Regions from separate parts of the Homo sapiens genome. Here region 2 is linked to region 1. Evidence: chromatin contacts called from ENCODE Hi-C data. All regions are on one chromosome and are shown on one strand. Each heading gives the region's core, a stretch centred on a gene start or an enhancer-like site at or near the end of the contact. The rest is flanking DNA. Distances are from core to core; before and after follow the strand shown.

Region 1 (6,325 bases), core at 2,916-5,415:
AGCCTCTCATCCATTGGGTTTATAGTTAAAAATTATGTTTTCTAAATCCTAGGAATGTTTTCGTTTTTTGAGTTTTGTTTTTGTTTCTGTTTTTGTTTTTATTTTTAGTGACGGGGTCTTGCTGTGTTGCCCAGTCTGGCTTTGAACTCCTGGGCTAAAGTGATCCTCCACCTCAGGCTCCCCAGTAGCTGGGACTACAAGCATGAGCCACTGCACCCAGATCCAGGAATAGATTTAAGCTGAGTCACCTCTTATTCTCGAATGGCTCTTCCTCATTTGTCATGTCTGACAACAATAGCCTCCATTTGGCTAGCTCATAGATGTAGTGTCTGGCAGATAGGATGAATGCAATAAATAGGTATCAAATGACTATCTGGTTCCTATAAGATTTATACTCCTAGATTTTAACCAAAGGAACTTATAAGAATGACTAAAAAGTGAAAGGGCAGGCATTCGGCCTAGGGGGTGCCTAAGAAAGACATAAAAATAAAATTAAGGTGTCTGATCCCTAAGATTCAAGAGGTTGACACAAATTCTACATTTATTCCCTAATCCATCTCATTTGGTTTGGAAATGAAAAGAGACATACGGTGCTCTTTGAAAAAGCTGCATCTCTTTTTTGATCTCCGCCTCCACTACCACCGCCTTGACACATGGTGCTAGATTCAGACGCTGAGCCCTTGCCCTCTGGAGATAGTAGGATAAAAAAGTTCAACTCAACCAAAACCACCAGAGGCACCACCAGTGGGAACTGAGATTGTCCCAGAAAGGAAATGCAAGCACTGCTAGTTAGACATTTCTGATAAGGAATCTGTGACCATTGTGGATTGGAAGCAAAAATATATACTTCCTTAGGGTAAGAGTATTCTTTTTCCTATTGCGTCAGGTTTCTAAGGCTCACATTCAACCCCTAGTATTCATAACTAAATCTACTGGGACTATTCTTTTTTAATCTATTCCTACTTCTTTTAAAACTAAGGAAATCAAGACCCAGGATGAGTATAGAACTTGTACAAGGACACATATTTTGGTTGTGGACCTAAAAAATGTGCTTGCTCTTATGAATGAATACTCCTAGACGAAGAAGTGACTTTATCTTTAGGTTTCTCCTCACAGAAGTAGAACAAAAGGTCTATGAGACAATCAATCACCCTATATTTATTGAGCATCTACTATGTGCCAGAGATGGTGATAGACACTGAAGATACTGTCATACAGAAGACACACTTTCTAATTTCATGAAATTTATAATCCTCTAGGAAAAACTCTCAACGAAGTTCTTTTGAGTGAAAGCTAAAAAGTAGTCCAAAGTATTGTGAGCATAGCATAAAACAGATAGGAAGGGGATTCAACCCTATTTGGGGGTCCAGGGAAGGCTTCCCTGAGGAAGAAATGGTTAAGCTGAGAATTGAGCAATAAGAAGAAGACAGATAAGGTAGGGTTCTTTGAAAATTGCATGATGAAAAATTATCTGGACATTTGCTAAAAAGTACATATTTCCAGGCTCCTTCTCTTGGAGAGTCTGATTAAGTAGATCAGGGGATGAGGTTCAGGAATCTGTATTTGTAACTTCCCCAAGTTGTTCTTGCAATCCAAGAAGTTTGGGAAAACCTGAAAGAGGCGATGAGCTGTTCCAGGTGAGAAACTATTCATCCTAAGGCATCACATCAAGGGTAGAGAGGACCTGAGAAAAAACATTTTGACTAGAGGGCAGAGTGCGATGTCAGGTAACGGACAGGAAGCGTTTGCTAAAATTTGTTGTAAGACCTTGGAACCTTGCACAGTAGCTGAGCAGATGCTTAAGTGACTACTGGGATGTAGTAAGGAGAGGACATTGACAACTGCTCTACGGAAGGAACTGAACCTGTTAATTCCTCAGAGTTACCCCCAAATAAATAGTTTGCTTTTATTTTCTTTTAACACTAAGGAGAAATGTAGGTAACTGCATAAGAAGTATTGTTTGTTGAGAAGTCTTAGGCAGACCCCATTTTCAAAAACGCTTCCTATAATGATGCATAAAATTGTGCAGGAAATTACTTTTAGGTTTACATTTTAACAAAATGTAAATAGTCATGGCAAGGAACTTTCCTTCAACCAAAAATCTGGTTGTCTTCTCTTGTGTTAAACATTGTGCTTGAACCTTCTCAGCTGTTTATGCAACTGGATTTCAGGAGAGAATATGTGCCAAGAACATGAACAATTAGCCTTACTTACCTTGTATTTCAGAGAAAGATGCACCATATCTTTAGGTTTATAATCTCCAGCAATGGTTTGCTGAAACTGGCTCATACTGGCTCTTGAGAGCCAATTGTTAGCATCTATTTGCAACTCCGTGTTCAGTGATTTCACATTCATAGCCTGAAATCAGCCATCGTGGCAGCATTTACACTATGAAAATCAGCAATTTATCCCTGTCATTGCCGAGAGCCTGTTGTTAACATTTACCAGCACACCATGACTGACAGGTATTCACATTTTTTAAATTGTGGCAATTTATGCATGAGAATATTCACTGATTTGTCTCCTACAAATAAATACTTTTTTCTCACTGCTCTCCTTTTTATTAAAAAGGAAAGTCTTTCTCAGAATCTTCAACAGGCTTCCATTACTTTTTCTTGGTCAGACCTCTGTCCCATGACCATGCAAGAAAGGCTGAGATAGTGAGTATCTAATCTGGCAAAGCTACCAAGTCAATTGGTAGCTTTGGTACCAATTGGTACATTTGGTTCAAGTGAATCCTGATTCAACTGTGAACTTGGACACAATAATAATCTTGAACAACACTCGAACTCTGTTAGTAAGGGAGAAAGGGACATCATCCTTGGTCAGGAAATGAACGATATTTCCCACTTTAGTAATACAAGAAAGGAATGAATGTGGTCTCTAACACCCAGAAGGCTGAACTGTAACAGAACTAAAATAAGTTCTCTCTATTTTTGCTTGTTTTAACAGCTGCTGGCATTTTATGCCCAGCCTCTTACAGCAGTGGTTCTCCAAGTGTGGTCCTCACATTGGTAACATCAGCATCATCTGGAAACTTGTTAGTAATGCAGATTCTTGGCCCCACCCCAGATCTCCTGAATCAGAAGCTGTGGCGGGAGGAAGTGATGGTGGAGGGGAACATGATAACAGATGTGGTCCAGTCATCTGTGTTTTAACAGGTGCTGCAGGTGATTCTGATGGACCCTCAAATTTGAGAACCTGCCTAAAGAGTGTCTAACTCTATCAGTGTGATAATGTGTAAAGTGAATTTCAGCGAATCAAAAGCACCTTGTTGGTACTAGGCACATAGTAGGCACCATCATTTATTCATTCATTCATTCATTTATTAAGCACTTGCTAGTGTTACCCTGTGTCACACAATCCATTCCCCACTAGCAGCCAGAATGATGTTTTAAAAATGTAATCAGATTGTGCAACTTGCTTGCTTAAAACCTTTCAGTGGCTTGTACAATAAGATGAATACAAACTCTAAGTCACTCCATGTTCTGGCCTGCCTGCCTCTCCAAATTCCTATTCATTGCCTCTTGGTTCCTTGACCAGGCTAAACTTCCTTCTATGAATGACTCTACCTTGTCATTTTAGTTCCACCTTAACACCTTTTCAGAGAAGATTTCTGCATACCTTATCAAAGGTGCCTCAGCTTGCCCCTATTTATCTTTATCACATTACCCACTGATTTTCTTCATAGCATATAAAACTATTGTATCTATTCATTTGCTTATTGTCTGATTCTTCCCCTAGAAAATAAACTCCATGCAGGTGTCCACTGCCTCTCAGTGTCTATGTGGGCCTTGTAATCCTAGAAGTCTCAATAAATATTTGTTGAATGAATTTCTGGGTACCGTCCTAGATGTTTCATAACTGAAATTTGAATTGCTAGAGGAAATTAACAGCAGGAGTCAGCGCTTTGGCAAAGGCACATCATGTCTCTTTCTTTCTTTCTTTCTTTTTGGTTGTAAATTATAATTTATTTCATTTGTAGAAACTTAAATTTACTTACAGGAAGCTCTTCAAAGGATGATGAAACTCACTTGTGAGATCGGTTGGCTTCCGATTAAGAGTAGGCATTATGTTTATTTATTGACGGGATTACTAGGAACTTCAAAAATAATACAAAAATGTTTTTTATCTTGTACCACATCAGATAAGCAAGTAACTGACTCAGAAAATTTATGATAGCCTTACCGTTGTTTTCCCACGGACTGTTCTGGAAATAGAAAGATGAAATCAGACTCCAGTGCCATCTAGTGGTCATGTTTAGTTCCTCAAGAAATAAAATCCAATGTAGTCTAGCACTGATTTTTCACTTTTTGGGAGATATTGGGCTTGTGTATGTGTCTTTCCAATTTCAGATATTACTTTAGAAATTTTAATAAATATTAGATTAATGCAACTGATGCAAGTTGGTCAAATTCTTGAAAATTTATGAGAAATGCTAATCCTTCATGGTGTTATGTTGTAGTAGAAATGGGTTTTATAAATAATAATTGTGATGATAACCCTTCATCAAGTTGTATAATCCTAAGGAACTGAACTATTTGACACCTCCCTTTGGTGATGGACATCAGTGGACACTCAGAGGCAAAGGAAGAATTCAGAATTTCTGATCTCCAATCCCATTTTCACTCTACTTTGTTGCATATGGTGATCTAAAGTTTGATTCCAGATGTCCCATCCTACTCATGTTTTCCATTCTTTCTACTGGCTTATAGTAAGATCTTTTACAAACAATAACCAGATCCTCAGTTTAAGAAGTAAAGTGTCCATTTTAAACAAAAATTAGAACCTCAAAAGTTCTTCATAAAATTATTTTCATCTCCTATGGTCATAACATAATTTATAGGGTCCACAGAAACTAACAGAAATAAATACTCTGGTTGCATCTAAAATGGATCATGCCCTGTGCTTATCTCTTTATGCACACTCAACAACGCTGCACAATCTAATGATTATTCCCTACATTAAAAAGATGAAGAGTAATACTCATAGAATCGGCATTTGTTGAGCCACTAATATATGCCAGGTATCATGCCAGGTATTTTTAATACATTATTTTATTTAATTCTACAAACTTTTCAGAAGTAGTTTTCATCTGTGCAGATGAAGAAACTGAAGCTCAAAGGAGTTGTTAGCCCAAAAACCCATATCTGGAGACTGCAATTGGAGCCCTTCTGGCTGGCTCCATATCTCTGCTCTTTCTAATCATTTTCCAGAAGTTTAAAAGGAATTTTGATTTTTAATTTTTAAAAAAAATTTTTCCCACCACATCATGCCCCATCAGAAGATCAGCAGTTTGAGGGCAGGAACCACATCTAATGCCTGGCATGTAATATCTCAATAAGTATTTGTTGAATGAATTGAAGGAGGCAGGCTTGAAAAGGTTCTAGTTCTCCAGCCAGTCATTTGGTTACCATTCATATTCGTTATTTATTGCTGCATGAGACTTAGTGGCTGAAAACAATAAATAATAAACATTTGCTATCTCAGACTTTCTGTGGTTCAGGAATCCAGAAGCAGGTTACCTGGATCTCTCATGAGGCTGAAGTCAATATTTTGGCCAAGGCTACAGTCATCAAGGCTCAGCTGGGGCGGGATCAACTTGCAAGATCACTCATATGGCTGTTGGCAGTCCCCAGAAGATCTGCATCCAAGCTCATTTGCGTGGCTATTGGCAGGCTTCCTCTCCCTACCACGTGGGCTTCTCCACAGGGCTGCTTCACACACATGGCAGCTGGCTTTCCCCAGGATGAAGTGATCCACAGGGAGTGAGAGAGAAGGCTCAAGATGAAAGCCACAGTCTTTTTATAACCTTATCTTAGCAAGTGGTATCTCATCGCCTCTACTGTATTCTCTTCATTAGAAGTTACCCGTGAAATCTCCCCCTACTCGTGGGGAGGAGATTATATAAGGGCATGAATACTAAGACATGAGAGTCCTTGGGCCATCTCAGAGACTGCCAACCACCACATTCGTGGCATATCCATTGAGGATTGACCCTTGAGATCACTCTGTAATATTACAGATCATTTCCTTCCCATGCTACATGAAAATGTCTTGTAATCTAGCTGAGGCAGGTTCTAACAGTTCTGATATTAGACAAATCCAAATCTTAACTCCTTCATTTTATAATTGTGACCCTGTTGCTTCATTTCTAATATATGAAGTAGGCATTATAACAGTATATGCTTCATGAGCATTTCATGAAGATTAAATGAGAGTATCAGGAAATTGCTTATTATAGTGCCTGACATCAGGAAACTAAGCAATCACTTCCAGCTAAAACAGTCTAAATATACTAGTAACTTTATTTTGAACATTCCAA
Region 2 (6,251 bases), core at 1,508-4,007, 6.5 Mb after region 1:
CCGAGCACTTTGGGAGGCGGAGGTGGGCGGATCAGCTGAGGTCAGGAGTTCAAGACAAGCCTGGCAAACATGGCAAAACCCTGTCTCTACTAAAAATACAAAAATTAGCTGAGCGTAGTGGTGCACACCTGTAGTCCCAGCTACTCGGGAGGCTGAGGTAGGAAAATCGCTTGAACCCAGGAGGTGGAGGTTGCAGTGAGCCCAGCATTGCACTGCAGCCTGGGGGACAGAGCAAGACTCCATCTCCAAATAAATAAATAAATAAATAAAGCCACCCTATTTTTTATATTTTTTTCTTTTTCTTTTTCTTTCTTTTTTTTTTTTTTTCTGAGACAGGGCCTTGCTCTGGTCACCCAGACTGGAGTGCAGTGGCAATCACAGCTCACTGCAGCCTCAGCCTCGGACTTAATTGGTCCTCCCACCTCATCCTCCTGAGTAGTTTGGACTGCAGGTGCACACCACCATGCCTAGCTAAATTTTTTTTATTATTTTTTTGTAGAGACAGGGTCTCACTATGTTGCCCAGGCTGGTCTCAAATTCCTGGCTCAAGGGATCCTCCCATCTCAGCCTCCCAAAGTGCTGGGATTACAGTCCTGAGCTACAGTGCTTAGCCTCCAGAAACCCCTTTAATTCTCCCATTTCCTATTATAGCAAGGCTCACATTGCACTATTTCTGCCTGTTTGTCTTTCTTACCACTAAATGGTAAACTCCCTGAGGATGTGTAAAGGGATCATATCTCTCATTTTTGTGCCCCTACATACCACAGAAAAGGGACTCAAATTTTTGATGAAGAAATGAATGAATATTCATTTCTTCATCAAAGAAGAAATGCTGAAGTATGGACGTCAGCACATGTCCAAACTTCACCCCTAGAATGCCCAAAAAAAGTGGGAGAGAAAGGAGGGGCTTAACATGCTGTTCTCCTTTTGAAGGTCACTAATCTTTGCCTTAGTATAATTTATTGTAATATTGAGTATCCCCCACCTAGAATAGTTTTAATATAAAAGAGGGCAGAGGACAACAGCCTATGTACCCTTCCTTCCCTTTCCATATTTTTCCTTACCTTTTCTTCCCATTCTTTGTCTTCTAGCACTGAAAGGGCAGACAGAACCAGGAGGCAAGTACATACAGACCTCTGCCTCCATGGGTCACCCCCACCTTTGTCTCCTTGAGAATGTTCACTTTCCAACTGGCCTCCATGCAACTCGAGGTTTAGCTCTCTCCATGATGAGCAAAGAAAAATCCATGGAAGGGGTGGGGGTGGATGTGGAAGAGGTTCTGCAGTGCACTCCTCTTCTCAGAGGAAACCATTTCAACTCCTCTTTCCACATTTCTCTTCTCCAGAGTTCTCTTATCCACTACCAACCCTCCTGTGCATCCCCTCGAGCCAGCTTTTTCTGACCCAACCTCACATGATGCACTGTCTTGAGGATTTTCTCTCAAGACCCCAGCTTTTTCATTCTTTTATGTTACACAGCAATTCAGCCTTGTCCCTGTGCCTCAACATGCCTGGCAATCAGACCCCTCTTCGAAGGCAGAGGAAGTTATAATATCAAGGTCCCCTTCTCCCAAATGTTTTTCTACCTACTTCCTTTAGTAGAAATTAGGTCCTGCAACTTTCTGATCAGTGTTCAAAGGTTTTAAACATAAATAGACTGAAGTGAATTTTTTGCAAATTGTAATCAGTTAATCTGTAGAAATGCTAAATTTACAATTATCCTTCCCTTCTAAATCCAGGTCCCAAATCCATTCCAGTTTGTGGCATTTCCAGCCATGGAGCAGGATACACCCACTTGGAATGATCCTGATATTTCCCTATTCCTTAACCCATTTCCTATTCAACCCAAGTGCCATTGAGTTTGCCCCTAAATATGCTGAGAATCAACTTTGTTCCATATTTACTACCACCACCCAGTCCAAATCAACACTACCTCTCATCTCAACTACTTCTCGGCCTCTTAATTATCTCCTCCAATCCACTCTTCCTCCCCTCCAATCTGTTCTCCATAAAATAAATTTTTCTTTTAAAATGCACATTTGGTCTTATAACCTTCCTCCTGAGAACTCTTCTGGGGATTTCCATGTGCTTTTACAATAAAGACTAGAATCACTAGCATGACCCCATAGCTCTCCATGATCCTGCATGGCATAATTACCGGGCCTCTCCCTGTCATTCTCTAGCCAAATGTACTTTCTTTTCTTTTAGTTCCTTGAAAAGACCAAACTCTTTCCCACCTTAGGAATTCTGTACATGTTCCAATGTCTCCCTCCCCATCAAACTGATCAGTCCTCCTTCTTATGTAATTTCATACCATTTTACTCTTTTTCTTCACAACACATCATGCTTTGTGATATTTTAGTGTGAAATATTTGCTTAATGTCTCTGTGTGTGTGTACACGTGTGTGTAAAACCACAAAATCCCCTTATCTGCTATTTAATGGGCCTTCAATAAGTAATATTGTTGAGTGAATTTTGTGATTGTGAGGATCAGAAAGCAAGAGGTCTCAGAACACCTGAAGGGGTGGGAAGCAGAGGGTAAACTGTTTTCCTGCAGCTTTGGGGATGAATCAAAACTGTGCCTGAAGAGATTTGTGCCCTGAGTGCATAGATCTGCAGGAATATTGCAGCTCAACCATTTGATATATTGCACCACTGTTTAGCATGATTTATGAAGCTGTTGTTCTGTTTTAACTCAACATGTTCATTGTAAAGGAGTTTCATCCTCAGAGGTTTCATTAATGGAGGCATTGTTGTGTAGTGAGGCAGTAGAAAAAGGAAGTGAGAGATAGGGCTGGCCTACAACCTGTGTAAAGCTTGCATTTCAAGTCCCCTCTGGAGGGAATGCCCATTTCTGGAGTCTTGTTTCCCAATATGCCCATGTCCCCAAAAACATCTGGTCTCAGGCTCTTTCTACATACTAGAGTGCAAACAACTAGTAATAATACCTAAGTCTTAGCTCCTGCAGGGGTGAGAGAGACAGAGGCTCTGACACTGGAATTTTCAGGTAAAACAGATATCCTGTTCTATCTGAAGCACTGATGAAGAAAACATAGAGCTTTCAGCTCTTGTTCCAATGACTAGTTTCTTTCCCAATCTGCATGAAGTTGGTCAGTCAAGCTCACCCAGGCTCATAGACTAGAAGCCCCAGGAAATGAATTATTTCTGTTTCCTTCCCACCATCTCACACACATGCTCTTAAAATATCCATTCCCTTCCCTTGCCTCGGATCCTGGGTCCTGAGACAGGCTCTCACAGCCCAGAGAGTGGTTGTGATGGACTTAGTCTTACCTCAGCTGCTTTGTCTGGTGCTGGGCTGCCAAGGGAGGCATGCATGAGCAAGGCCAGTTCTCCATTCATATCTCAGACTATTTAGAAGAATCCAGTGACAGAGGACGTGGCCTGTGGGCTTTATGCTTGTGATGCTTTCTGCTGCTTGAGGTCGGGGTGGAGAAGAGGCTAGAGCTGACAAGCTTCTCACTCAGGGGCTGAGGTGGGGCACAGCTCCTGTCTGCTGGACTCATAAATCTCCTGGTCCCCACCCCAGGGATCTCAGAGCCCCCTTTGTTCTTTTAATTTTTATTCTAATAAAACCTCCTACATAACATAGGTCTACAAAGACTCTTGGGGAATATATTTCCCTCCCAAACATATTCATTTGAGACACAATTATCAAAACATTTGTTCAGGCCAGGCGCAGTGGGTTCCACCTGTAATCCCAGCAGTTTGGGAGGCCAAGGCAGGCAGATCACTTGAGGTCAGGAGTTTGAGACCAGCCTGGCCAACACGGTGAAACCCCGTCTCTACTAAAAACACAAAAACTATCTGGACATGGTGTCGCATGCCTATAATCCCAGCTACTCGGAAGCTGAAGCCAGAGAATCTCTTAAACCTGGGCAGTGGAGGTTGTAGTGAGCCAAGATTGTGCCACTGCACTCCAGCCTGGGCAACAGAGCAAGACTCAGTCTCAAAAAAAAAAAATTGTTCAGCACACGAACTTTAGACACATTTTATCTGACACCACAAGTCATTCCAAGAGATGAATATACACAGTATCCCTCTGAAAGCTACTTGTCTTCCAGATGTAAAGACATCTGTCTCCATCATTGGAGACAGAATGCTAGTGTTTTGAAATAACCTGTGCTTAGGATGTTGGAGCACAGAAATGCTGCACTTAATTTTGGTACCCACCTCTAGTGCAGGGATTAGTTAGCAACTTTTTCTACAGGTCAGCCAGTAAATATTTTAGGTGTTGCAGGCCATATGGTTTCTGTTGCAACTACTCAACTCTGCCTGTGTATCACAAAAGCAGCCATAGATAATCTGTAAACAAATGAGTGTGACTGTGTTCCAATAAAACTTTATTTACAAAAACAGTGGGCTGGATTTGGCCTGTGGCTATAGTTTATTTCTGCTCTAGAGGACTCTCCTCACTATAATAAAAAAAGTTCTTCCCAGGTTATCACTGTGAAGATATCATTAAGTGGGACACTGTCAAGAGGCTGGTTGACGTTTCACTAGTTCTTCCTGGTTTATACACATCCAAGAAATCTCATTATTTCCATTAACACAAAGATACCAAGAAAGGACATGAATGTTTTTTAAGATCATTTTATCTCAGTACATCAGAATGGCCCAAATCCTTCCAGAATCCTCTCATGTACACTGGGATTGTCTGCTCCACTTGACAGCAGATGGGGTGCAGGTCCTGGAAATGCTTACCTAGTTTCTCCTTTCTCTGTAGTTAGTACTGTATCTGCTGTTGTAAACAAAGCTTTTCAGCCCTTGAGCATGTTAAGATGTAACCTGAAACCAGGTTTGCAAGTTTATTTGTGAAGTAATTTGAAGGAATAGGAAGAATTTGAAGGAATAGGAAAAACAGAGACTTTGAAGTCAGAGCAACCAAGCATCAAATATAGGCTCCTTCCCTTTCTTGCTATGTAACTTTGGGCAGTTTGCATAACCTCTCTGAGCCTTAATTTCCTTATCCACTAAGTGGTAATAATAATTACTTCTACCTCATGGCATTGTCAGCAGTCACTGCCATTTTCTAAGTTCTAACCACAGGTCAGGCACTGTGATGAGTGTTCATTCATTTAACATCCAAAACAGACCACAGCTAGTTTATAGATGAGGAAGTGAAGATGAGATCACATGCTGGTATTCTCTTCCCCTTTTCACCAGAATGGGTCCCTCATAGAGGTATCTGCAACCAACTCAAGGGAGCCACTGGACAGGGATAAAAAAAGGCCATTTGACTCATGTTATTGAAGGAGTGGAATGTTCTTTGCTCTTTTGTCTCTCTGAGCTGGATAAAGGGAGGAACAAGTTCCCTGGGAGTTGATGTACAAAGCTGCCCAGAGTTGACTCTAGCTGAGGATGTGTTTGGGACTGCATGAGGCCATCTCTGAGAGGCTAACAGCAGCTGCTCTGACATTCTCTCTGATCTAGGCCTTTTTTTTTTTTTTTTTTTTGGTGCCTATTATAGCTCATGATTGGTTTTACAATATAATTCCCCAGCCTGTGTAACATTCATCATTCCAGATTCAGCTCTGAACACTTTTTAAAAAATATATATCAACTGCATGATATGTGTCAATGACCCCTGAATATGAGATATTCTATCCTTGAAAGGAAAGACTTGGAGGAGCCTTCTCTCCTGGCATCCCTGGACTGCGTAAGGCTGTTTAGTCACCATCACCATTGCCTCTTTTTTTTTTTTTTTTTGTGAGAAGGAGTTTTGCACTTGGTGCCCAGGCTGGAGTGCGGTGGCGCAAACTCTGCCTCCCAGGTTCGAGCAATTCTTCTGCCTCAGCCTCCCAAGTAGCTGGGATTACAGGCATGCACCACCACGCCCGGCTAATTTTGTATTTTTAGTAGAGACAGGTTTTCACCATGTTGGCCAGGCTGGTCTCGAACTCCTGAACTCAGGTGATCTGCCTGTCTCGTTCTCCAAAAGTGCTGGGATTATAGGCGTGAGCCACCATGCCCAACCACCATGGCCTCTTTCTAGACACCGTTCTGACCACCACTCTCTCCTGCCCGCAGACGTCCAGTAGGTGGCTGGCAGAGTAAAGGCCAAGCTTCCCAGTTTCATTCACAAGGCCCTTCATAATTTGGCCCTAACATCTTTTCAACTTTGTCTCATACTACTGCCCAGCATGACTCCATAAGACAAGTTAGGCTGCCTTACACACTCCCACAGAACAGAATAGCAATTTCTGGTCCTTTCACATATTGACATCCTTGGCT

The links. A loop is a pair of places that touch in the nucleus more often than their neighbours do. Pooled maps may share reads with other maps.
Region 2: a loop to region 1 is called in a map with no recorded cell type, with 21 times the contacts of the local background. The contact joins two enhancer-like sites. A Hi-C loop is called at or near these places in 2 of 37 single-sample maps with no recorded cell type and 2 of 50 pooled maps.

What each region holds. Positions count from the first base shown.
Region 1 is chr10:61,280,231-61,286,555 of GRCh38, forward strand. No RefSeq gene overlaps it. Among named protein-coding and RNA genes, the nearest start is that of TMEM26-AS1, 170 kb to the right of the region's middle. Within about 2 kb of position 4,166, at least 3 of the 41 ENCODE cell types and tissues checked have a DNase peak (open chromatin) inside an H3K27ac peak, as active enhancers do.
Region 2 is chr10:67,767,999-67,774,249 of GRCh38, forward strand. No RefSeq gene overlaps it. Among named protein-coding and RNA genes, the nearest start is that of TRS-TGA1-1, 6.6 kb to the left of the region's middle. RefSeq lists enhancers at 2,905-3,094, 3,275-3,434. Within about 2 kb of position 2,758, at least 3 of the 41 ENCODE cell types and tissues checked have a DNase peak (open chromatin) inside an H3K27ac peak, as active enhancers do.